3 separate regions of the Mus musculus genome follow, and all the other regions are linked to region 1. A link is a loop called in an ENCODE intact Hi-C map of the cell type or tissue named here. Cell type or tissue: heart. All regions are shown on one strand.

The links. A loop is a pair of places that touch in the nucleus more often than their neighbours do. Peaks named below come from ENCODE experiments on the same cell type or tissue, not always from the same donor. Only the 100,000 strongest peaks of a DNase experiment are listed, where the experiment ranks them.
Region 2: a loop joins it to region 1, with 4 times the contacts of the local background. A loop is called at or near these places in 3 of 42 quality-filtered maps.
Region 3: it touches region 1 in a loop (5-fold over the local background); 22 of 42 quality-filtered maps call a loop at or near these places.

The regions. Positions count from the first base shown.
Region 1 is chr14:103,533,991-103,541,990 of GRCm38, reverse strand. It overlaps Scel (sciellin), which reads right to left. Exons shown (of 31, transcript NM_022886.2): 5 at 4,961-5,029; 6 at 1,374-1,412; 7 at 1-70. Among named protein-coding and RNA genes, the nearest start is that of Scel, 25 kb to the right of the region's middle. In heart, a CTCF peak has its summit at 4,417 (motif pointing right); no DNase peak of the experiment used is centred here.
Region 2 is chr14:102,790,681-102,798,680 of GRCm38, reverse strand. It overlaps Gm41234 (a long non-coding RNA gene), which reads left to right and starts at 3,737. Exons shown (of 2, transcript XR_874909.1): 1 at 3,737-3,913; 2 at 7,366-7,668. In heart, a CTCF peak has its summit at 3,607 (motif pointing left); no DNase peak of the experiment used is centred here.
Region 3 is chr14:103,066,437-103,074,436 of GRCm38, reverse strand. It overlaps Cln5 (ceroid-lipofuscinosis, neuronal 5), which reads right to left and starts at 4,221. Exons shown (of 4, transcript NM_001033242.1): 1 at 3,970-4,221; 2 at 2,638-2,803; 3 at 1,025-1,250. The coding sequence starts at 4,091. In heart, CTCF peaks have their summits at 4,325 and 4,531 (motif pointing left); DNase peaks (open chromatin) are centred at 3,506 and 4,176; H3K4me3 peaks cover 1,919 bases; H3K27ac peaks cover 1,805 bases.

The DNA of each region.
Region 1 (8,000 bases):
CTTCACAGGAGTGGTAGCGGGGGTTGAAGCTGTGGCGGTAGTGTTTGCATTGAAGGAGCTGACAGCTGGCCTGTTCAACGAGAAGAGCAAAAGGTCATCACCATAACTGACTGAGAAAGTCATTCATGCATGGTGTTAATCATGTGGCATCCAGGCTAATCAGCGTGACATGGTATGGATTTGCATTCTCTTCACCTCATTATTATGTTGGGTTGACAGAATCATACTATGCATTAGAAATATGATCTTAAGAAAAAAATTGAAAGATACACAATGTAACCTCCACTTGGCATTTATGAATATATTCAGATCCTCAAAAGAAAAAAAAAATAAGGCCCTACCAACCAAAGAGCATTCACTGGCTGGAATGAGGTCCCCACCCCAGCACATATGTAGCAGACTGGCAGGTCAGTCTTCATGGCTGCTTCGTCTGGCCTAATTAGTCAGAAACTTGATGTGCTAGTGTGGGGGGATACCCAGGGGTGGTTCCACCCTCTCAGAGGAGAAAGGGAGAGGGGAATGGAGTGGAGAGACTTGGTGAGGGAGGGACTGGGATGGGGAACAGCATTTGGGAAGTAGGCAAATTAATTAATAGGTAATGAATGATGAATGAATGAATGAATGAATGAATGAATGAATGAATGAAAATGGCAATGACCCAGGGACTGTTTTACACATTAAGATTGGGATCCAGCATAAAAACTTTATCCATAAATAGTTTTTTTTTTAAAGTAACATTTGAAAAGTTCCTCTAATTTGTGTTGCCTATAAATACCAGGAGTATATGCCGAGGGAAATATATTTGATATCTCATATTGGATATCTCACGATTCAGCACTGAGGGAAAAAGGATGAGGCGTGGAGTGAGAAAGAGTTGGTTGCCTAAGAAACGGGAGAAAGACCGAGTCCGTTCTTTTGCTTTGCTTTGTGTGTACTTCTGTGCGCCACTTCCACAGCTGGTGCCAGAGGAGGCCAGAGGAGGGCACCAGAGACTCTAGAACTGAAAATACAGAGGGTTGTGAGCTGCCGTGTGGGTGCTAGCAATCACATCTGGGTGCTCTGAAAGACCAGCCAGGGCTCTTCACCACTAAGCCAACCCTCCAGCGCTGAGTACATATTTAAACATAAGGCTAAAGGCATTGATCTAGGCCTTCGTGATTGATTACAGTGATGGTAGATGAGCGCTTATGGTGCAAGCCCAGCCAGATAGTACTTGATTCTTTGAAGCTTATTTTGTTTCTTCTCCTCTGCTTCTAACTCGGCCAACGGCACAGGGGTGTGGTTCTCTGATGGCATGTTGCCTGAACGTGGTAAGCCCTGGTTGTTTTTAAATGCATACAAGGAAACACACATCAGTTTAAGAAAGTACTTACGTCTTGGTTGATTGTGGCGTTCTAAATGAGGACAGTGTTCTAGAAGAAAGAAACAGTGGTGTAGTTTGAGCAATGGTGAGAACCAAATCAATGCTTCCTTTATTTCTGCTTGTCCACAAATTTAGTTACTAGGAAAAGCTAAAGATTACTTGAGGGGGGAAATAAATCCATAACTATTTGAATTAATTTGGTAAGATGCTTTCATGATGCTTAAAATCTCCTGTACTAGAGCTCAAGGTTTTCTTCTTCAGAAAATTCATTATTATTTAAGTCCAATGTCTTAAGATGCTAAACTCCACAATTTTCTTAGCAATACAAATGTAAAATGAATAACCTTAATACTGGAACAGGGGCATGCGGTAAGAATAAGGCCCATAGCAATGGAACCTCTGGGCCTGTAAGCCAGACATTTCATTCTATTGTGAGTAAGTACTTGAGAACTGTTGTTCTAAAACTATAGAAGGTAGTGTGGCCTGCACAAGGCTGCACCAGATCAAGCCAGTCACCATTCCAGAATATTGCAAATCCAAGCCCTCCCCCCCCCCAGCCGAAGAGGTATTGTCAGTCAATGGCTTCTAGAGGACAAAGTTTTTCTTTAAGACTGCAGTTTCTTGTAGGCTGGCTGTGCTTCAATAGATGGCGCCACACCCATGACTACATAGGCAGCGCTCATTTGACTTGGGCTATACAAGGAGCATTAAAGACATGGGGGCGGGGTCAGCAGTTAAGAGCACTGGTTGCTCTTCCTGAGGATCTAGGTTCAATTCCCAGCACCCATATAGCAGCTCACACCCTCATGTGGCCTCCTCCAACACCAAGGTATGCACACGGTGCACAGAGAAGCCTGCGGGCAAGACATCCATGAGCATAAAATAAAAAGAAATAGAAGTTGAAAAAGGATGCTGAGGACAAGACATGGATCTAGATCTAGAAGGAGTTGCAGGGAGGGGTGGCAGTGAATAGGACCAAAACGTATTCTATGCACATGTGAAAGAAATGTTCACAGAATTCATTGTTAAATACAGGGAGGGTGAGAATGTACAAAAACACATTAAGCATGACTGTGAGTTGTTAAGTAAAAATAAATAACACTTAGAAAAGAATATATTTGAGACCTTTCCAAAGGTAGTGTGCGCTAGTACCTATCGCTTAGTTGGTTATCCAAGGTTTGGGCCTTGTCTGTTTTGGTGACAGTACTTCTGTCTGACACCCCTCATACACAACGGTGAGCAGTGGTTGGCTTGTCAAACTTCTTACAGATTCTCTCTCATGCCTGAACAATTTTACATTTAGTCGTTTTCTTATAAAAGAACTGTTTTCCATGTGTTAACGTTTTACAGTCTTTGAAAGTAAAAAAAAAAAAAAAAAAAAAAGAGGAGCTGGTGAGGCCACCTGGATATCGCTTTGGATTCTGAGTGTATACTTTCGTTAATTGTTCTCCTTCCTGACTCACTGGGATTTTTAACTCACCTGTGATTATTCATATTTTTATAGTGCAATTGTGTGTGTGTGTGTGTGTGTGTGTGTGTGTGTGTGTGTAATGACTCTACTTCCTATGTTGGTAAAAGGTATCAGTGAAGTGCTTCACTAGTCTTTAAAAAAAATCTGTCGCATAATGCTCTGTGTTTGCCAAAATCAATTTCTTTTTCTCCTGAGCAGACAGAAGCCACATTTACCAACTTAGGGTGGCCATTAAGTTGGGACCTTTCGATTGGGTTTTAAAAAGTGTGAATAGAAATGTTGTTACCACATCCTGATCCACTGTACAGCTGCCTGAATACACTCTAGCTCTTTCTCTCTCCTCCACTACAGTTTTGGTGCCATGGATCGAAGGCAGCAGTGTTTATATGTAGAAAGAACTTAGCTGCCTGAATCACTCACTCCCTGAATACTAGACTCTCATGAGTGAAGCCATTATCTATTTTATTAAACCAGTTAGGTTTGGGGAGAAGTGGGGACAGATTAAGAACATGCTATCTTAACAAATTAGTTTACTTCAACAAATCGACTAAGGTTGGGTCCTAGAAGAGAACCTAGTGTTCTCCTTAGATGGACATGTTATTGAATCTACTCCGTAGAGCCATACATTAACACACCTGAGACGCTTCTTTTTCAGGAAATGATGACTAACACAGAGGCTCACAACTGGCAAAGGTGCAGAGAATAAGAAACTGCAAAATTCCCAGCCCTAAAAGGAATATATACAGCCTACTCCCTCCTGTCAGAGCTCAGGGATCTATCTCATGGCAGAAGAAGTGGCAGAAGGAGTGTAAGAGATTAAAATGGGTAGCTACAAAGGAATGGTGTGTTCTGGACATAGCAGGGCAGGTGTGCATATAAGTTCACAGAAGCTGTGATAGTATGCATAAATCCTGAGCAAGCCAAAACCAGACCAGGTCCCAGCATCTGAGGATGGGAATAAGAAGTGCCACTCCTCACCATGGAACTATTGGTGACCGTTAGCTTCTTGGAAAGAGGCAGTTTTTCTCTAAAACTATCCCCTCATAAGTTGACCACACTCTGGTGGGGGATCCCATATCAACATGAATTAGTCTTGATAGGTTAGGGAAAAACACAGAATGTAAAGTTGTGTAAGTGTGGTGGTTTGAATGGGAGCAGTCTCCATGGCTCATTTGTTTAAACAAGTGGTCCCCAGTTGGTGGATCTGTTGGGAAGGATTAGGAGGTAAGGCTTTGTTAAAGGAGGTGAGTCACCAGGACTCAGTACAAGCACCACTCCTAGAGTGCTCTCCCTTCTTCTGCCTCGTGGTTGTGACCAAGATGTGAGCTCTCAGCTGCCCCTTCACTACACCATCATGGACTCTAACCCTCTGAAACCAGAAGCCAGTCAAATAAGTCTTTTATAAATTGCCTTGGTCGTACCGTTTTATCAAAGTAACAAAAAAGTAACTAACACAGTGCCCGTGGAAGGGATGGATCTGGGTGTGGAGTTAGAGAGAATACCATCAAAATCGATTGTATGCAACATTTATTGCAAAGAAATAGTTAATTTCTTTAAAGGTTCAAGGGAAAGCTTTACTCCCACAAGAGAACACTAGGGGGCGCCCTAACCTCGTCTTTTAAAAATAATCTCTAGTTTCAGGATCTTTAGTTTTCATGTCACAGATTATTTATTTAAGACTCGTTAGCACGATTCATGTTTCTAACAACGACGTGTATATTTACAAATAGTTTCTCAGAAGCTGTTTTTTTTCTCCAGCATCAGAGTGGAAGAACCCCGATTGGAATACGGACTGATATTCTTCCGTTTACATTGAACTAACAGATTTCATGCAGGTTCTGTCTAACCAGCCCATACCCCACACTCAAGTCATAATCTTCTAAATTAATCTACTTCTCCCTAAAATCTAGACCTCTGGAAGATAATATCTCTAGCTAAGATTCTGTGCATTGAGGAAACAATTCAGTCTTCAGAGGCTTCTTTTTGACATAAGACAGCGCCAGTGCAAAGAACACTCCAGTAAGGACTCCCCCCCCCACCCCCCTCCCCACACTGCATTGTAAAAATGGGATGCAATGCTAGCACATGGTGATTTTAAGCGCTGTCATGGGTCACAAGCACCTCACCTGTCCAGCATGTCCTCAGATCTGTACCGGCTAATTGTGGCTTTTGGCTCATCTCTCTCTATTAATTTCCTGTAGAAAACAATTACCAGAAGACAAAATTACAAAAATAGCCTATAAAACCTATCATAAATTTGAAAAAAATGTCGAACTATTTGTCTAGGTAGGGCACATGTTACCAGTGTAAGACAAAGTTGGCGTACACAAGTCTTCCAAATTTTGACTTGGGTAGAATTAATTAGGGCAAGCTCAATTCTTACTGCTAATAAATGATATTTTGTTGGTTCTGATGATTTTTCCAAACCTTCATAAAGCTCCGAAGTGCAACATACTCACACTGAAATTAAGGCTATATGAAACGAATGCTAATGGTGGTCAGTTGCGTATGCCCTTTCAGTGTGGGTTCCCGCAGAGTAGCAACTATCTTTGTGTTCTGAGTTTTAATCGATGCTCTGGCAAGGGGCGAACTCCTAAAAACCGCCTTCTTTAACGTTCAGCACCATGGACAGGCACAGAGGCCAAACACTTGGTGCAAAAAAGAAAAAAGAAACGTGCAGAGAAGGAACAGAAAATCCAGAAAGAAACCGGGAGAAGAAAGTGAGAGATGAAATGATAGACTGACTGTAAAGGGGAGATGGGAGAGGAACAATAAGGGAAAACTGGAGAAATGCAGGAAGAGAAGAAAGATTTACCCATCTGATCAAATAGAAGGGCCCTACTTAATACTTTTGGAGTCCTGTGACCCACAAAGAGCAGGCTTTGTGGGAGATTATCGAGTGATTTATTGTATTTGCAATTCTTGGTTTACATTTGAACTCGAAGTAGTATATTTATTTTCAATGCAAATATTTGGAAGTAGGCAATATAGAAACATTTTACTAGCTGAAAATGCATCTTGTTTACCCACTCGGGGTTAGAGGGAGAAATTACAGACGCATATCCAAAGACCAAAAGTGTTAGGTGTTATAAAAGAGGGGGGAAATTTCAAGAAAATTATAAGTTAAAAAATCAAGTGTTAAATGTAAGAATCAGAGGATTTTCTGATAAGGTGTAGCTTGGTCTAGGCTCTGAGGATAAACAGACCTGAACATTTATAAATGGGCGGATGGAATATAACCGAGAAGGCAGAAAAGAAGGAAATGAAATTTCTCCACTACATTTCTCAAGTCTTACAGAAAACTTCCATGTGAAGTCAGAAGCCACGCTGTGGTTCTGACTCACGTATTGCGTAAACTCAGTGGGGGTGGGGGGGCTGCTGATGACCTCCACCAAAAGGCCCCCTGCAAATGGTTTATAGCAAAACAAATCTACTATGTGAAAAGTACTGGATTCTGTTTCCAGCACCTCAAACAAGCAAACACAGGAAGCAAAAACATAAACAAATTTACAGTGGAAACAAAACCCAGCCCCTCCGCACAAGCTTCAGGCTTTGCCTGAATGTGTTCTGCTCGTAGCATGAAAGGATGCTTCCTGAAGTCCTGCGCCCAGCAGAGAGCAGGCTTCATGGGGACTTATAGCAATACGTAGTATTATTTATTTTCATTCTCTCCTCCCCCTCTTCCACCTTCAACTGAAATGCAGATTCTATGGAAGCTGGAGCTGTTGTGGATCTAGTTTTCCGCTCAATGTCTGGATCTAAGGATATTCCATAGGTGATATCAACTCGATTTGACATGATTAAATGATCCGCCCAAAGAACTACATAGTGCGATTTTCTAGTTTCAGATCATATGACTCTGTTATCTAAGGTGATGGGAATATATTGATTCAGTCTCTGCTCCAACAGCTTTCTGTGCACACTCTCACCTCTGTCGGAAAGCCCTCCCCTGTGCCAACCAACCAGCCTCACTTAAAACTTCCCCCTCATTCTCCGGGCAGTGGCAGCCACCAAAGGCCACTTCCTTGGTGGGTGGGGTCTGAGGTTATTCAGGCCAAAGCAATCTGTACAATAGTTACTTTTTTATGGTGAAGATTATGGTAGCTCAAACTCTCCTCCATTTGTGTAAGAGCTTCTAAGCATCCAAGGTTGTTTCATGCATCTCTGTACTCTCAGAACCCAACAGATGCCCCCGAGGCTACGCGACTGCCTCGGGAAACCCTCTGGGGCTGGGTTGAGAAGTGACAAGCAGAGGCATTTGAGGCAGTTCCAGGAGAGGCTGCCATACTTCTTGAGGAGACTTATTTTGCGATATTAGCTATAGGTCGTCTCTAGGGTCCACAGAGTCCTGTTACTGGTGATCAAAGCTTAGCTAACTGCTTTAGCCAAAATGCTGGCCACCAAGAGGAGGAATTCAGGAAACCAATATGATTTCAAATGTGAAGTTAGTATGGATGGCATCGAGATGCCCTTATACTAAGGTGTACTGTGGGCACACTGAGAAGGCAAGCCTTGGCTCTCACTGCCAGTTTCCACGTTCATGCTGCATGCGTGTGCCCTCTAGTGATCCAGGGGCAGGCTACTTAAAATGCACGGAACAATTTTCATTGGTTGTTTGACTCAAATAATCAAGGTCTCTTTACTTGGTGAAATGAGGGACCACTGTAAACCAGGTTCCACTCTCTGAAACAACGAAAAGGAAGGCAGAGGCACCAGTGGTAAGCCTCTAGACCCCAGAACAGCAAATTAAAATTCCTACAGAAAAAAAAAAATCAAACTCCATTGAAAAATCTGTCATCATACTGATAGACCAATATCTTATTTTATAAAATAAAATTGTTTTCGAAGTACTTTCAAGGACAATAAATCAGGAAATGGGGGCAAGGGACAAGTTTAAACAAGATATATGGTTCATATGTATAAAATGAAACTGATTTTTTAATAGTAACTTTAAACAAGAGTTAAAACCAACACTAAATCCATTGAGTTAAAAGCTGGCATTGAAGAGAGGAAATTATATCAGGCACATTTGGAACAGGTCAAATTTATGAAGAGGTTTAAAATGGTTAGGAAAAATTCACAAGTATAAGATTTAAAAGTAGATACATTTCACGGCGTGTGTGTGTGTGTGTGTGTGTGTGTGTGTGTGTGTGTGTGTGTGTGTGT
Region 2 (8,000 bases), 740 kb after region 1:
TGTGTGTGTGTGTGTATGTGTGTGTGTGTGTGTGTGTGTGTGTGTGTGTGTGTGAGAGAGAGAGAGAGCATTAGACTGATAGACTTAGTCTATTTTATTTTAGAAATTTTATATTAAATAGTAATTTAATTGATGACACAGTCTGGATAGTTCTACAGTGGCTATCTTTATACTGGATGAACTGACCTTGAGGCTGTTCTGTCTGTAAGGCTGGTTGCCTCAGAAGTCCCAGTTTGGTACTGAATGCCTGGAGGATTCCTGAATGGTCACTTGTTTTCACTCCACATTAAGATCTTGAAGAAGGTGGGTTCTCATATCAGCAGCAGCAGAAGCAGGCAGAGTCAGGGTAGATGAATGTTCCAGGAAGACATGAAGGCAAGCAGTCAAAAAATCTCCTTTTACCTGGGCTGCCACTGGATGGTGGCCTCCTTCAGGGCATGTCACTTAACTCGATGAAAAAAGAAGGTGGCCTAGTTGGCCATCATTGGTAAGAGAGGCCCCATTGGTCTTGCAAACTCTATATGCCCCAGTACAGGGGAAGACCAGGGCCAAGAAGTGGGAGTGGGTGGGTAGGGGAGCAGGGCAGGGGGAGGGTATAGGGAACTTTCGGGATAGCATTTGAAATGTATATAAAGAAAATAATAAATAAAAAAATTTAAAAAGTGCCTTCCAGGTGTGCTAAGTGGCTTGTCTCTTGTTTTCTTCTACATCCAGCCAAGCTGACAACCATTGTGAAGCCTCAGAGTGTGCATGGGGTGAGGGACTGACTGATTTAAAGGATTTATTAGGTCAATGGGCTTGCACTGATTTGAAGGCTGAGACATGTCAAAACTGACCATCGAAAACCTTTGCTACAGTCTAAGTTGAAAAGTCAAAATCAGGGAGCGTGTTGGTGTAACTCTACTCTTAGACCATAGCTGAAGACACAGATGTCAGGAGCCCCAGAATTGAAAAATATGGGACTGCCTGAAGAATGTCCAGGCCCTGGAAGACAGGAATGAGCCTTGCCTGCCATGCTGCTGCTCTCTGTCAGAGTCTCCTTTGTTCTTTTATAGTGTTTTCTTTGGTTCCCAACCACCTTCCATGCTCTGCTGTTCAAGCTGACCTAATGCCTTTCACTTCTGCTACGCCCTCCGACAGTGAATAGCAGTGCTCCCCACCAATCAGAGAGAGGAATATTGTTCATATTTCTTTGCTATCCCTCATCAGCTAATTAGTTTTCCACAATACAAATCTCTTCACTGATTTTCTGCCCCCCTCCCCCCATATGAACCTCCTCACCCAGGCCTCTCTGCTGTGTTTTCTAGATTATTCCAGCAGTCTCCAGGATGGTTAATCTTATTTGTCAACTTAACTGGGTTTTAGGCTGGTTAACATTACTGAGTGTGTATGTGATAGTACTTCAAAAAGAAGTTAGCATTTGAATCTCTAGACTAAATCATCTGATTTAGGGATTTTAGGGAAATCATCTGATCTCACCTGAATCAGGTGGTTATCATCTCACCTAAATAGAGATTTTCATAGAATGAAAAGGCATATGGGAATTCTCTCTCTTTGCATTAACAATGAGTGTACATACTGATCTTTTCCTAAATGTGGATCATAGTTTCTTCAGTTTGCACACAAATCATGGGAATCACCCTCAATGATGGCACAAGTCAGTTCTTTATAATTATAATGGCTACTTATCATCTATTATCTATCATCTATCTATCTATCTATCTATCTATCTATCTATCTATCTATTATCTATTTCTATATCTATATCATCTATCCAATCATCTTTCTAACTAATTTTCTACCTATTCAATTATCTATCATCTCTATCTATCATATCTATCTATCTATCTATCTATCTATCTATCTATCTATCTATCTATCTGATGTTTGTCTGTTATTAATTGGCATCTTGCATTGGCTCTTGTGTTTGTTTCTTGTGGAATCTTTAGCAATGCATTTCTCCTAATGGTTTTGTGGTTTTTGATCCCTTTTCTCCATCTGCCAGTTTGATGGTCTTTCTAAAATATACTTTCAGTTATGTTCGCCTAGTTGCATCCATTCAGTATTTTCCATTTAGCCTACAACCAGAATCTTTTCACTGCCTACTTTGTATTACAGTTGCATGTACTTTTGCTTTGCTCCTTTTCCTTGAATAGAAACTAAGAACAGGGACTATGTGTCCTTAGCTTTATGTTTCCAAAGTATATAGTGGGGTAGCTCGTTCTACAGAATGCCTATGGGAAAACTGCACCAAATGGAATGAATGCTATATCCTTTATGTTTCCCAAGGCAGATATAATGATTAATTAAAGAAAAATGCTGAAAAACATTGACAACAGGAAACTGGGTCATCTTCAACAACTATATCAAAAATTTCCTGGGTTAGTTACACATTTGTAACTCTGGGCTTATCTGAAAATATCTTTCATCAATAAACTACTTAATAAAAAAACCCTCATCATTACATGGTTAGTGTTGGAGATATGAAGTCTCAAAAACAGTGGCCTGCATTTATAGATAGACTCCAAAGAAGATGGTGGTGGGAGGTAGTCAACAGAGCTAGAGGCAACAAATAGGACAGCATGAGTCAATGGGGTTTAGGACTCTCTACAGACAGCTAATGAACATTTAATGAGCATCCCAGAGGGGTTGACTGTTCCATACTGTTATTTAAGGACCATTTTCTGTTGGCCAAGATTACTTGGTGAATCTACAAAGCCAAGTGGCCTTTTGCCAGATTTCAAGTGATTTTTTTTTTTTTGTCTTGTCAGTTCCTCCCTGCCTCTCACTGTTACAGGGAATGGAGAAGAGGAAACGAGATGGGACAGACTCTAGTTTTGGTCTGCTTCAAGCACTATTTTGTGATAAAAATGGAACTCCTTGCTGCTCCTCTTAAAGACATGAAAACTTTTCTGCTTAGAATCCCCGACTCATTCTGCTTGGAAACAACTGCATTCTTTCTGGGGTGGATACCCTGAGTTTAAGTGCAATTGGCCAAGCTGGGGAAGAGCTTCAGTCCAGTTCTGGACAAGAGCCTCACAACTTCCCACTGATGATGAGAAAACAAGTTTTACTCTTTACAAGGAGTTAGAACTATAAGCACAATCAATAGTAATGTTGGACCTAGCCAGGGCGTGTTGGATGCTTTGATTACCAAAAAAAAAAAGTTTATTTTTTAAGCTTTTGTTTATTTTTATTTATGTGTATGTGTGTCTGTCTGTGTTTTCTATGTGTGCATGGGCCCCTGTTCAGGATAAAGGAGGGCATGAGATCCCCAGGATCAGGAGTCATAGGCAGTTGTGAGCCCCTTGACTTGAGCACTGGGATCTCAACTCTGGAATCACTCTTAACCATTAGTTTTTTCCATCTCCTCTCTTCATTTGTTTCACCTATACATGCATACAACATGTTTTTGATCAAATTTACATCCATTCTTTCTCCTCTAGTTCTTCTTCAATCTCCTTACTGCTTACTTCAATTAACTTCACATTCTCTAAAAACAAAACAAAACAAAAGAAAACAAAACACAAACTAAACAACACAGCAAAACCCTCACTAAGCCTACTTAGTGCTTTCTGTATGTGCATGGGTATAGGGCCATCTGCTGGAGCATGGGTAGCCTTTAAGCCACTCGATCACAGAAGACATTCTACTAGATTCTTTCCAGAAGCCATTGATTGGCAATAGCTAGTCCGCTAGTGAGTGGGATTTCATGAATCCTTTCCTTTCTAGGCTGAGAGTTCAGGGATCTTTATGGAAGAGGAGATAAAGATCAAAAGATCCAGAGGTATCAGATATCTGCAGGAAACATCGGTTGAAAAGCATGTGTGTTTTGGTGCACACATGAACTTACGGTTTCTGTGCCTGCATGCACAAGATCTACACAAGATCAAGGAAGCCAAGCAGCTTGCCGGTAAGAAAGATAATCTCATTGCAGCGTTCTAGCAGTCAAACCCAGCAGTTTCCAGTAATATACGAGATTGTGCATAGCTACTGCTTGTGAGTACTGCTTTATATTCCAGGAACTAAGGGAAGCACACAACCTAAAATACTTCATTCATTCCAGTCATATATATTGTCCTGATAGATGGATTACAACTGTTAAACTCAATCTAATGTATAATGTCAATCTAAGATATAAAGGACATTTACTTGACACTATTTAGTGAGTAAATAGTGAGTAAGGAAGAAACATCCTGTACTTAGAGGAATGAGTATGCACTAGGATCTCAGTGGGGGAAGGGAGGGATGTTGCTGTGATGAATGGCAAATTCCCTTGGGCATCTCCTCTAGCCTTCATGAATACAAAATGTGGTTTTGTGCAAGTGTTTCTAGTCTGTGTGTTCCTATAGTCTGTGCGATCTTCAGAATTCCTTTACACTATATTCTCATGCTGGTAATGGAGAACTCAGAAAGGAAGCAATTTTCCTTTTTTTTTGTTTTTCTAACTGAAAACCTAGAGGGCCCTCAGTGTCCACTGTGATTTAGATTTCTATGTGGCCACTAACCAAAGCACTTTGAGATGTGTGTATTTTTTTTTTCTAGCTAAAATCCCTTAAGAGCATCCATACAGCTTGACAATTTTCAGGACAAATCCTCTTTAAGTGAAAAATAAACAGGGATTCTTGAATCTTTCCTTCTGTTTCAGGCAGAAATCCCAGCTGTTTGCTTCTCGCTTCCCTCCAACAAAAAGAAAACAAGAGACTGCATTCGTGCACAGCCCATAAAGCTTGATGTTTGTCTCTTGCAGGGCTTGTAGCTTCTGCTGAGCATCTATCTGGCTACCCCCTCCACATTCTGCATAAGCTCTCCCATCCTCCCATGCTTCTCCAGCCTCACGGTGACTCTATGCGCGCAAGCCTTCCTTACTTTCGCCATTGCTTATGCATCTTTAGATTCATCTCCAGTCTTAAGCGGCTGATGGACCATGCTGCCAGTTACCTTTACAAAACATCATGTGCGTGTTTTTGGTCTCAAATCTGCTGGGAACTGGTGACAAGCCTCTCATGGCTTCTTAAAGGCTTTAAAATAAAATGTCAACTTCTTGGTTTGAGGGTTGGGAGTTCAATTTAATTGCTGACCCTCTTCCTTTATTGATTTTTTTTTTGAGGTCAATTGTGGATTAGATATGTAAGCAAATGAAGCCAAAATGCAATACCTAATGGCTGCTGAGAATGCTGCAGCTTGGGGCTTGGCAGGAGGATGATGGGGGAGACAGTGGCCAGGATGTGGTCCTTTTCCCAAGCTTGCCAGAGGTTATGAACAGCCACTGAGAGAGATACTGGGCTTCCTTTCCTTTTGTTTCAGGCCCCCAGGATTATGGCTCAGTTGGGTATGACTGCAGAACTTGAGAGACTTCTTTAAATCTTAGGGAGTGACCTATTTGATTCTGGAAATGTGGTGAGCTGGTCTTGTATGCAGACCAGAGAGTTGCAGGAGAGTGTGGTCTTGGAATCCAACTTGGTTTGGGAGTTTCTTCCTCTTGTCTCCTGTTTTGGGGGCATTGAGCTGGGATGCTGAGGTAGAGGTACATCCTTATCCATGTCTCTTCAAACCAGGAAAAAATTTGCTTTCACAGGTCGGGAAATAGATGGTGAGAAGGCTGTGACAAGGACCTAGGAAATCAGTATTGCCACCACATCCTTGTATTATCCATCTTCAAGCTGAAGGGTGATGCTTGTGGTGGCATAACGTTTCCTAGAAGAAGAATTAATACCTTTCATTTGGTAGCATGTGCCCTGGCCTTCCTGGTCTCAGAGAGACAGGTTGAAGTAGAGCTTCTGAGAGAGTTAATGAAGACTGGAAAACATGGTCAACTCAGTTGGGCTTTGTCACCTGGGTTCTCCAGACACAAAGTTGAGTTCTAGAACACAAACAAAAATTTACCCAGCCATTCTGCTACGAAATAAAATAAAATAAAAATAAACACCACTGACCTCCCACTTAAGAAAACACAGTACAACTACTTAGCACTCTATCAGTTCTCAGCACAATCCACATCCTCATATATGTTCATTCCAATACCCTACGTTTATGTATTGATTTCTTTATTATGTTAGGTTGATGTTAGGTTGTTTGGATTACAAGTAGGAGAAAGCCACCAAAGTCCCAGCAATGTCTCTGGCCCCATTTGCCTTCATCTGGGGTGTAAATTGCTTTATGATGAGGATATTTTTCTCTGTATTTTGTTTCTTCTCATGGATGGTCTTTAGTATCGAATAACTTTACAGTAAGTGCTATAATTTAAAAGGAAAACCCTTCTTTTCCAAGTGCTCTTACATGAAACATAACGGAGAAAGTATGATTAGCTCAGTATGAAGGGCAATCAAGATCCCTTGGCCAATTTCAGTAACCAGGGATGGACACTCACAGCAGCTAGATTTGGGGTTTGTGTCCTAGTTTACTCCATGGGACACGTAGTAGGGAAGGTGGAGGGAGATTCCTTGATTATCACATTAGAAGGGGTTTTGAGTTTCTTGAAGGAAGGGGACTGAACAGGGACGAAGTCCGTATCTACTATACAAGCTGGCTGCCTCATACTGTAGCTCTGTGTTTATCTTTCTCATTTGGTTCAACATTGGATTCAAAGGTACCACACACTGAAAAAGATCACATGCTATCGATCTTAAGAAATTAGAAGGAGGTGATGAAATCTAGATTTTACTCCATTAAATAAGTAAAACGAATTCCCAGCCTTGCTGCCTGGTGGTACTATGGCATTTGCTGTAAGCATCATAGCCAGCTGGGTCATCCATCACATTAGGAAAGGATACTGGCAGACCCCTTGTCCTGCTTCTCTTGGCATCTCCCTACTGCTACCTGAGGCTCCATGTGAGCTGGGACCCTGGAAGCCTGCAGAGACAAGGCTCTGGCCAAGCTATTTTCCTTGCTCATTGGGATTCTTCATGCTGCTCAGTTTTCCCAGCTCATGGGAGCGTCTCCATTAAGTGGAGTCAAGGGTTCTGCCACCAAACTGGTTGATACCCCAAGTTATATTTTTAATCATGTGTCCCAAAATATAGATGAATACCTTAGAAATAATTTCAGCTTTATAGAAAAGTTACCTGAACAGAACAGACATACCATATCCCCTTCTACCCAACTTCTCTTTCAATAGCAGTGGTGAACTGTCAAAACTAAAGAAATGATATTACCATTAAGTTACCTTATCCAGCTTTTAGCAGCATTGTGGAAAGTAATATTTTTTTCTTTGAGGATACCATTTTGGCATTAACTAAATTCTTTTGGGTTAATCACAGAGTTAATTTTGTGACGCTAAGAGGCAGCTATTATAACTGATTGTCCAAATGGTGTGTATTTATCATCCTTCCTTATAAGCATATTCTATGCAATGTAAAATTTTAGCACGCATTATGGAAGCTGGAGACTACTACCCCTTTGGGACCCTCAAGAGGTCATTCTCTCATTCCTGACCTGCTTCAAGAGAAGTCCCCATCACTTTCTGGATTGAAAGGCGACATGAAATGACAAGGCAATATGCCAACCAAGTGCAGGGACCAAGAAGACCAGCCAACCTCCTCAACTTCCAGCTGATGCAGATCCACATAGAGATCCAGCCAAGCTCAGTTAAATCTGTGCTAGAGCAGAAGGGCTACCCAGGTGCACAGTTGACTTGTGGCCAAAATAAATGTTTATTATTGTAACTCACTGAGGGCTTGCTAGTACTCTAATATTACAATATTCTGGATAGTCATGTGACTGGGTCGGGACAGAGTCTAGAGTTTATCATACAGCAGCACAGGTTACACTATCACCAACAAGTTCAGATAAATTTGTTAAATTTTCAGATATTGGGTCATTGAGTGATCAGAATTGTTAGTGGCTTCAGTAAATATTTCTGAACTATTTCCATTTCAATGGATTTGAATAGAAAACTTATACATGTAAAATATTCTTTAACATGTTTACACCTTATTATGGGCATGTCTGTGTGTGCTTGCATGAGTAAATGTATATGAAGTTCAGAAGAGATCATTGCA
Region 3 (8,000 bases), 470 kb after region 1:
GAATAAAATAAAATACATACTCATATATGTAAAATAAAATCTGAAAAAAAAAAAAGACTGCAGGTTCCATTGTGGCCTGTTCCATCCAGCTCTGTGACCTAAGGAAAGTCTTAGCCCCCACCCCCACCCCCACCCCTACACACACTGAATTTTGAGTTAACACGTCTTAAAGTGTTGTGTAAAAACTAAGAAATAGCCAGATCTTTTCCTCCAGCCCTGGGATCATTAGCATCACAAAGAGTGCTTCCGTTCCAGCACGGTAGACAACCAACTTGTATAAAGTGAGGTTCACACACACAGTATGAGCTGGCCCTGAATTACCCAGAAGAGGCAATGGGCCAGGAAGGTCAATGTGATCCATGGTCGCGTAATAAGCTACCGATAAGAGTTCTGATGGCAAAAGAATCTGCAACATATAATGCCAGGAAGGCAAAATTTGCTGCGTCATCAACTTCCCAATACAAAACAGCAGAAATGTCCTGAAGTTCTTAAAGAGAACTGCCCGCAAGGCTCTCCTACAAGACCAGAATCCCACTTATTGTCTGGATAGCTTTAACCTGTATCTTAGTTTCGCCATCTGCACAATGGGGAGAACTGTAATGATTCTCTCAGGAGATGCCAGTAAGTGATCGAAGTGGAGTGCTCAGAAAAAAGACAGGCCAAGAAACAGCAAATCCTTAGTATTTCTCCCCGTAAAAATAAGTTATAACCACAATTCTTTTCAGACACAGTTAAGAGGCCTCCCTAATAGGGCATTTTATGGATCCCCTAACTGCTATCTATTTGGATTCCAATTTAGCTATACACAGCATCTGTTTCACTCATGTTTATCATGGACAGAGCAGATGAGCCTCGCAATTCCTAGCAAGGCTCTACATCAGGATCCAGTCGGCTCCGTGTGGAATGGAACCGGAAGTACAGACTACAAATGATCACCAGGAGGCAGAACATGGATGGCTGCGATCTCAGTGAAGGAATGGAATCTTCCACTTGCTCACTGGTACCGTCATCAAACCCTACTTACCGGATATGGTTGCAACGACTGACAGTGTCCCGTTTTCCTTCCAGTGTTTATCATCTATTCCTTCAAAAAAGCAGGCTGCCCCTTGGTTACACCAGAAGGGAGCGCTCTTGTCAGGCCGGAGGTGGGGAAATGTACAGTTGCCCAGCTGGAAAAGTTCATACCACTCAATTGTGTAGTTCTTGCCTGTCAGTGTGCTCCTGAATCCCACGGCGTCATGCATAAGTTTCTGTGTAGGGATAACACGTGTGAAGTCGTCTGCGAGGTAACCGTAGGCCCAGGTCACCCACGGGAGAGAGTTTGCTGCCCCACAAATGCTCACCATGCACAACAACCGCTCAAAGGGGCTATACTTCTGTGTCACTATCCTGGTGGTGACACCATGGCCCCTCAAGCTGCAGGCACCCATCACTTTTGTCCTGGCAACTAGGGCTCATTTCAGCACACATGTGAGCTGTGTAAGGACACTTGAAATCCTCTCGAAGCTAAGGAATATGGCAAACATGAAAAGCCTTTGGGACTGTTCCAGAGTGTGCCTGCCTCCCAGAGTGATTCACTGAGCCGGGAAGGGGCCTACAGCAGAACTTGGAGATCAAGAAGTGATTCCTGTCTGTTGTGACCTTCTTCTCATTCCTAGAAGCTGAGTATGCAAGGAGGGTTGAGATTGTTGCAAGGTAACCCCTCCTGAGAACACATGGACTGTCCAAGCCAACAGAAAGTCTGTATTCACAGGCCAAAGGGCTAACCTGGGAAACTTGTCCAGGTGTGTAGCCATGAGCCTTACCAACCTTGGCTTTACACACACACACACACACACACACACACACACACACACACACACACGGTTCATACATTTAGACACTTTCCCAGAATTCTTTACCATGATAGACTGAGTCTTTGCTCTTGTCTCAGCCAGGGTTGGGGTCTACATGCTGAGCTTTTAGGTCAGAAGGCATCAGCTGTGCTAAGGTCTGGGCGCCCACTGCAAGACTCTTCACAGCAAAACAGATGAAGGGCAGGGCACATGCTCCTCATGGCAGCCTTTGCTCTGTGTTTGAGACAGTGGTATCCTGTACCCCAGCTTGACTCTGGAATGGTGATGCTCTTGCTAGGACCTTCCAAGTCCCAAGATTACAGTTGCACAGCTCCATGCCGATCCAGTGGTAACTAACTCTTCCTGACTCCCAACATAAAGGTGCTAGGAACTATATCACAGGCTGCAGAGATGGCTGAATGGGTAAGGGTGCTTGTTATGCAAGCATGAAGACCTGAGTTCAAATCCCCAGCACGCATGTCGTACCTAAAAGCCAGTCATTTCCACTTGTGTCTGTCATCCCAGTGTTGAGGGCAGGAGTTGTCTCACTGGCCAACCAGTTTAGACAAAAATGTATGCTTCAGGTTCAGTGAGGGACCCTGTCCTAAGGGAATGATATGATGAGTGACACCCAGCAGCCTCCAGCCACTTGATGCTTGTGAACAGGTGCACACACACACACATAACCCGCACATACAAAGTTATCAATTAATATGACCTAGTAACCATTTGACTACTCATTTAAGTCAAAGTAATAGCTGAATTACTTAAGTAAAGCTACAAGATCAAGATGCATTCTTACAAAGTGTCCCAGGAGGTCTCCATATTTAAATTCCCAAATCGGGGCTTGTAGTCGTAAGACCTCGATGACGTCATTGTCCTTCATAACTGGGATGGGCGAGCCGGTAGGACAGAAAGTATACTTAGCTTGACAGTAGGGATCTGTCTTCGGACGGAAAGAGAAGCGCCTGGTGAGAAAGAGAACCATCCTCAGAATTGCTCTTCTAACAATCTTAACACGGGGACAAAACCTGATCTAACTTACAGCTATATACCAGTTGTCAGGTGGGAATGTCAATCGGGGCTTCTTTAGAGTCAAAAGACCAGTCAGCCTCCGTCTCCTGGTATTAGATAAAATACTTTGAGATTTACAATCTCTTTCTTGTTTTATTGGGTATTTAAGGTTTTTTTTTTCTTGTGAATATTTTCATGAAAACCAACCTCAACCCTAAACTTTTTTTTCTCTCATATATATTTAGAAGAACCAATTCATGAACAGAACACATGAATATTTAAGTTTGGCAACTGCTGGTTTTCACCAGAAATGCGAGGGCTACTATCATTTCCTGTTTTCTGTCCAGGGTATGTGAGCATGAAGATTCTGAGTTAAATTCCCTAAGACCGCACAGAGGATGAGCAAATGGGACCAGATTTGGTCTGCAGCCTTCAGAACTAAGAACTCCTTAGAGGAACATGCATCATGCCATGAACCCCCCCGCCCCTCATTCTGTTATGCAAAACATATGCTTTCAAAAGCTGCATCTCTTTCCACTTCACTATGCCCACGCCAGCCACCACTCCACCCACCCCTGTCCCCCGCAACCCCGAAGACCGAGCGCTTCTTGTTTCGCAATTCCCCACAGGCTGTCAAAACTTAGCTAAGTCAAAGACTGCGATCACCTCCTCAGGTCCGGAGCCCTACCTACCCTCCAGGTTGAAGTGGACCAACAAGGTGATCCTGACTAGCCTAGGGAGGAAATTCCCCGGGTCAGTCAGCTAAATTCCCCATTTAGCTCAGTAAGGACACAGGGGAGCAAGCAGGCTCCCTGTAAATTCTCCCCAAATGTTATGCAATGGCAGCTAACGATAAGGCATGAAATAATTGCAGTGTTTAAAACATTTTAACCTGCTCTCCAAGTCAGTAGCACCTAAAAGTCACTCCGTGCAGTGATGTCACTCTCCATTCCTCCCAGGACTCTGAACTGCCCAGAACCGGTGAGGATCCCCGAGTTGCCAACTATTTAGGAACTATGCTCTTAGTGTCGCCCGCCCTGTGCCCTGCGTCCCCGGGCGCGCTAAGGTATCGGATCCGCCCTCTCCAAGTCCCCTCCCCGCCCCGCTCCGTCTCACTCACTTGTAGGGCACCGGCCAGCGTTGCCCAGACGTCGGGGACGCGCCCAGAATCGTCGCCAGCCCGAGCAGCGCCAGCGCGAGCGCCGGGCGCCAGTGCGCTCCACATGGCCCCCCGCGCAGCATCCGCGGCTCCCTGAGATCCCGGAGGCTCCGGGGCCCCGGCGTCGGCCTTGCGTGCGCGCCGCCGCGAGGAGCCAGCCAAGCACCAGCGCCGGCTTGGCCGTGTGACCTCCGGGCGCGTGACGCCTCCCCTGTCCCGGCCGGGGCGGGGCGCCTCTGTTCCAGCGCGCGTGCGCTGGACGCTAAAAAGCCCTGTCCTCCCGGAAGGGTGAGACTGGTACTGCAAAACTCACTCCAGCCTGGTGGATGTGTGCTATGCCTCTAGCGCAAAGGTGCTTTCTGCCCTCCCCGCAGCCATCACCAGCCAAACCGTAACAACAATAAAACACTTATGAACTTTCTTGACCCACATGGCCCAGGCCAGTCTCCAACACAAATCTTCTGCTTGGAGACACTGGGTGCTCAGCGGAATTAAAAAATGAGGACATTACAGGAAATGATTGCCCTCTCCTGGCCTCTCTGAGAATGTTGCAAAGATCAGCAATGACAATATGCTTTCCGTGCTGCCATCGGCATCACCAGACTTGGACTGCTCTGCTCCGGTTCTGTCCTCTGCCACACTTAGTATTATCCGTGACTCTTCAAAGCTTAAGACCGACCAATAGAGCTAGGTTTAATCCATTTATCCTCCGGTCCTCCTTTGTCCAGTAAGTGTAAGATTGCTAAGAGCATCACGCCATACGGAATCAGGCTGTTCAGGCCACTGCACTGAGTGATGGCAACCAAGATCACTCACGTACGCTGGAGATGAGACTGGAACAGGCAGTATTTTGGAGATCTCCTAGCAAACCCACTATGTGTATGCACATAGGAGCTGCATGAGGTCTGAACTACAAAGCGAACACGGGATCCTTTTTGCTTGCCAACTCTGAAGCTCAAGAAGAGATAGAAATGTCAGATCCAGAAACCCTTTATCAAAAGTTTTGGACCTATCTGGGTTGTAGTGTGAGGCTGATATTCTCAGAGATTCCTCTGCCAAAGGTTCTAGCTGTTTCGTCCTTGCTGATGTATTTTCCAAAAGGAAAAAAAAAAAAATTAAGTCTGTAAATTTTAGGAGACAAAGTTTCTCAGGGAATGAAAAAAACAGGGTGTCATCATGATACTTTAACGTGTCCTAGCAGGTGATGGCTGGCTTTCTCTTTTTGACTTCAGGATGATAACTAGCCAGGCAAACGTGTTAAGTTCAAGCTCATCTTTGCTTTCTTATTTATAACTCTGTGAACTAAATAAATCACTATTCTGAGAAGGGTTTCCAGGTTGCTAAAGGTTCTGTCAAACACGACATGCTTTTTTGCTTCGGACACACCAATTTTCTAACCACATTTTAATGAAAGAGTAATGATATTTTAACTAGGTTTGTAGGCCTTAGATATACTCACCTGCTTTATAGGTGCTTAACTGCCCTAAACAAATACATCAACTGTATTGTAGCCTCTAATTTCAGATTTTTCTTAACAGTTTTTCTTGCCTATCACAGCATAATGTCAAAGATGCTACAATAGGTCAAAGGTGAGTTTAAAGGTTCAATTTAGGGTTGAATTTAGTAAAGTTAGAAATTGTAATAGTCACTCATGAGGAGAATCGATGGGGGCATCTGTTTTATTTTTTAATTATGTATGTATGTATGTATGTATGTATGTATGTATGTATATATGTATTATTTATGTAGCTGTCTTCAGACACACGAGAAGAGGGCATCAGATCCTATTCCAGATGGTTGTGAGCCACCATGTGGTTGCTGGGAATCGAACTCAGGGCCTCTGGAAAAGCAGTCAATGCCTTTCACCACTGAGCCATCTCTCCAGCCCCCGGGGGCATCTGTTTAATGTATGACACACATGTATGATATGTAAACCCCTAATTCAAAATCAAGAAATTTATAATTTACAATCTTTGACCATTTGCATTGATTCTTTTAGAGTAGTCTTTAAGCTTGAACTGAGTTACTGAATATGAGTTTTTATTTTCATTTTGAACAGTTATGAGTCTTTCTCAAGAAAACCAGCTTCATAACAAACATTTCTCTCTTTCTTACATGATTTGATAAAACATGTTGTCTGGACATGGAGGGACATCTGAAATCCCAGCACTCAGGAGGCTGAGGCAGGAAGATCTACAGTTTGAGACAGTCTGGTCTATAGAGCAATACCTTGTCTCAGAACAAAACCTAAAAAACTGCAACAAAGAAACCAATAAAAGTCCTTTGCTCGGACTCTGACTGCGCTCCTGCACTGTGCTTCAGCAGGCCAAACTAAAATGGAATTCTTGTGCTATCTGTGTGTAAACAAAGTGATTTAAAAATTTTTATGTGTATGCGTGTTTTGCCTGCATGTATGTCTATACATCATGTGCATGTAGGTCCATGATGTACTCAGAAGCCAGAAGAAGTCATCAGATCCCCACAGGACCCCTCTGTGAGGTGAGGTCTGGGAATTGAACCTGAGTCCTCTGTAAGAGCATCCGGTGCTCTCAGCCGCTGAACCTAAACAGTCAAATTATAAAGAAACGAAGAAACCCCCTAAGTTGGAGATTTATAGCAACCAATCAAAAAGAGACTTAAAGTCTGTCGATGTACTACAACAGTCTTTGGTGGTGGTTAATCTTCAGGGCCAACTTAACTACACTAAAAATTTCCACAGAAAACACACTTCTGAGTGCATGTTTGAGAGTGTGTCCAGAAGGTTGGACTGAAGACAGAAGACCCACGCTGAGTGTGTGCAGAACCATGCTGTGGATTTCTTCCTGGACTGAATAAGGAGAAAGCAGGGTGACCACCAGCATTCATATCCCTCTGCTTGGTTACTGCAGTGGCCATATGCCTCATGCATGCATCACCACCATGCCCCCTGCCATGTTAACTATATTCTTAAACCTGACCCAAAATCAACCCTTCCTTCCTTGCGCTGATTCTGTGAGGCACGTTATCATAACAGAGCAATCGATGCATCCTCTCTATCTAAACTCTTCCAATAACCTGATGTTACTTTTTGGACTTCTGTTTTCATTCTCCTGCCTTAGTTACCTTACATAAACCTGTCTCTGTGCCACAGTAACAAATCTAATCTATTTTAGTTGGGGTGCTGGCCAGTTTATGGCTCCCCAATAAAAGCCAAATTTGTGGATATATGTACAAAGTTTGCTGGTATAATCTGATGAATTTAGCTTAAAATTGAATTCCAATACACATAATGGTTCTGAAAGTCTATCTCGGGCCTTAGAGAAGATAAGTTAGAGCCTTTACCACTGAGCCACACCTTATCTTAACTACCCATAACAAAGAAATAAAGGGCACAAACCATTGGTCAAACAAAAGTATGTTAGTGTCAAGGTTTTGACAGAGATGGGATTTGCTAAACATACCCTACAACAAAGCTATGCTGAAAGTGTTCCTTTCTGAATTCGGACCTAAGTGGTGTTGGCTTAGAGCCACTGAGCAGATTTTCAGAGTCCTATCAGGCAGTGACAGAAACAGATCTGACCTCCAGAGCTCAGGACCAGACTGGAGAATGTTGTTTCCCATACCCGCTAGTCTTTATTCTCCTTTTCCTAATGATATCCATCGACACAAATGTCGATGCTGCTGCTCTTCCTTCTACTTGCTATCGATGTCATATGTACGTCTAATCTGGGCTTCTGGCACTAACATTCAGCCATGTGAATCTCATGCCAGGTCAAAGGCTAGAGGCAGCCTTCCAGGTGAGCCACCCACCAGATGTGCAGCCTTCCAGGTGTGCATCCTACCACACATGGTTTTGAGCAGCTCAAGTTAGACTTCTGCTTGGGTGTAGGTTCAGGTTGTTACTAAACATTGTAAACATAGGGTCACAGTGAATTTCTGCTGGAAGACATGGAGCTAATAATTTAATGGTCTGATAAAAAGCATCATTCCCGGAGACTGCAGATTTTATTAAT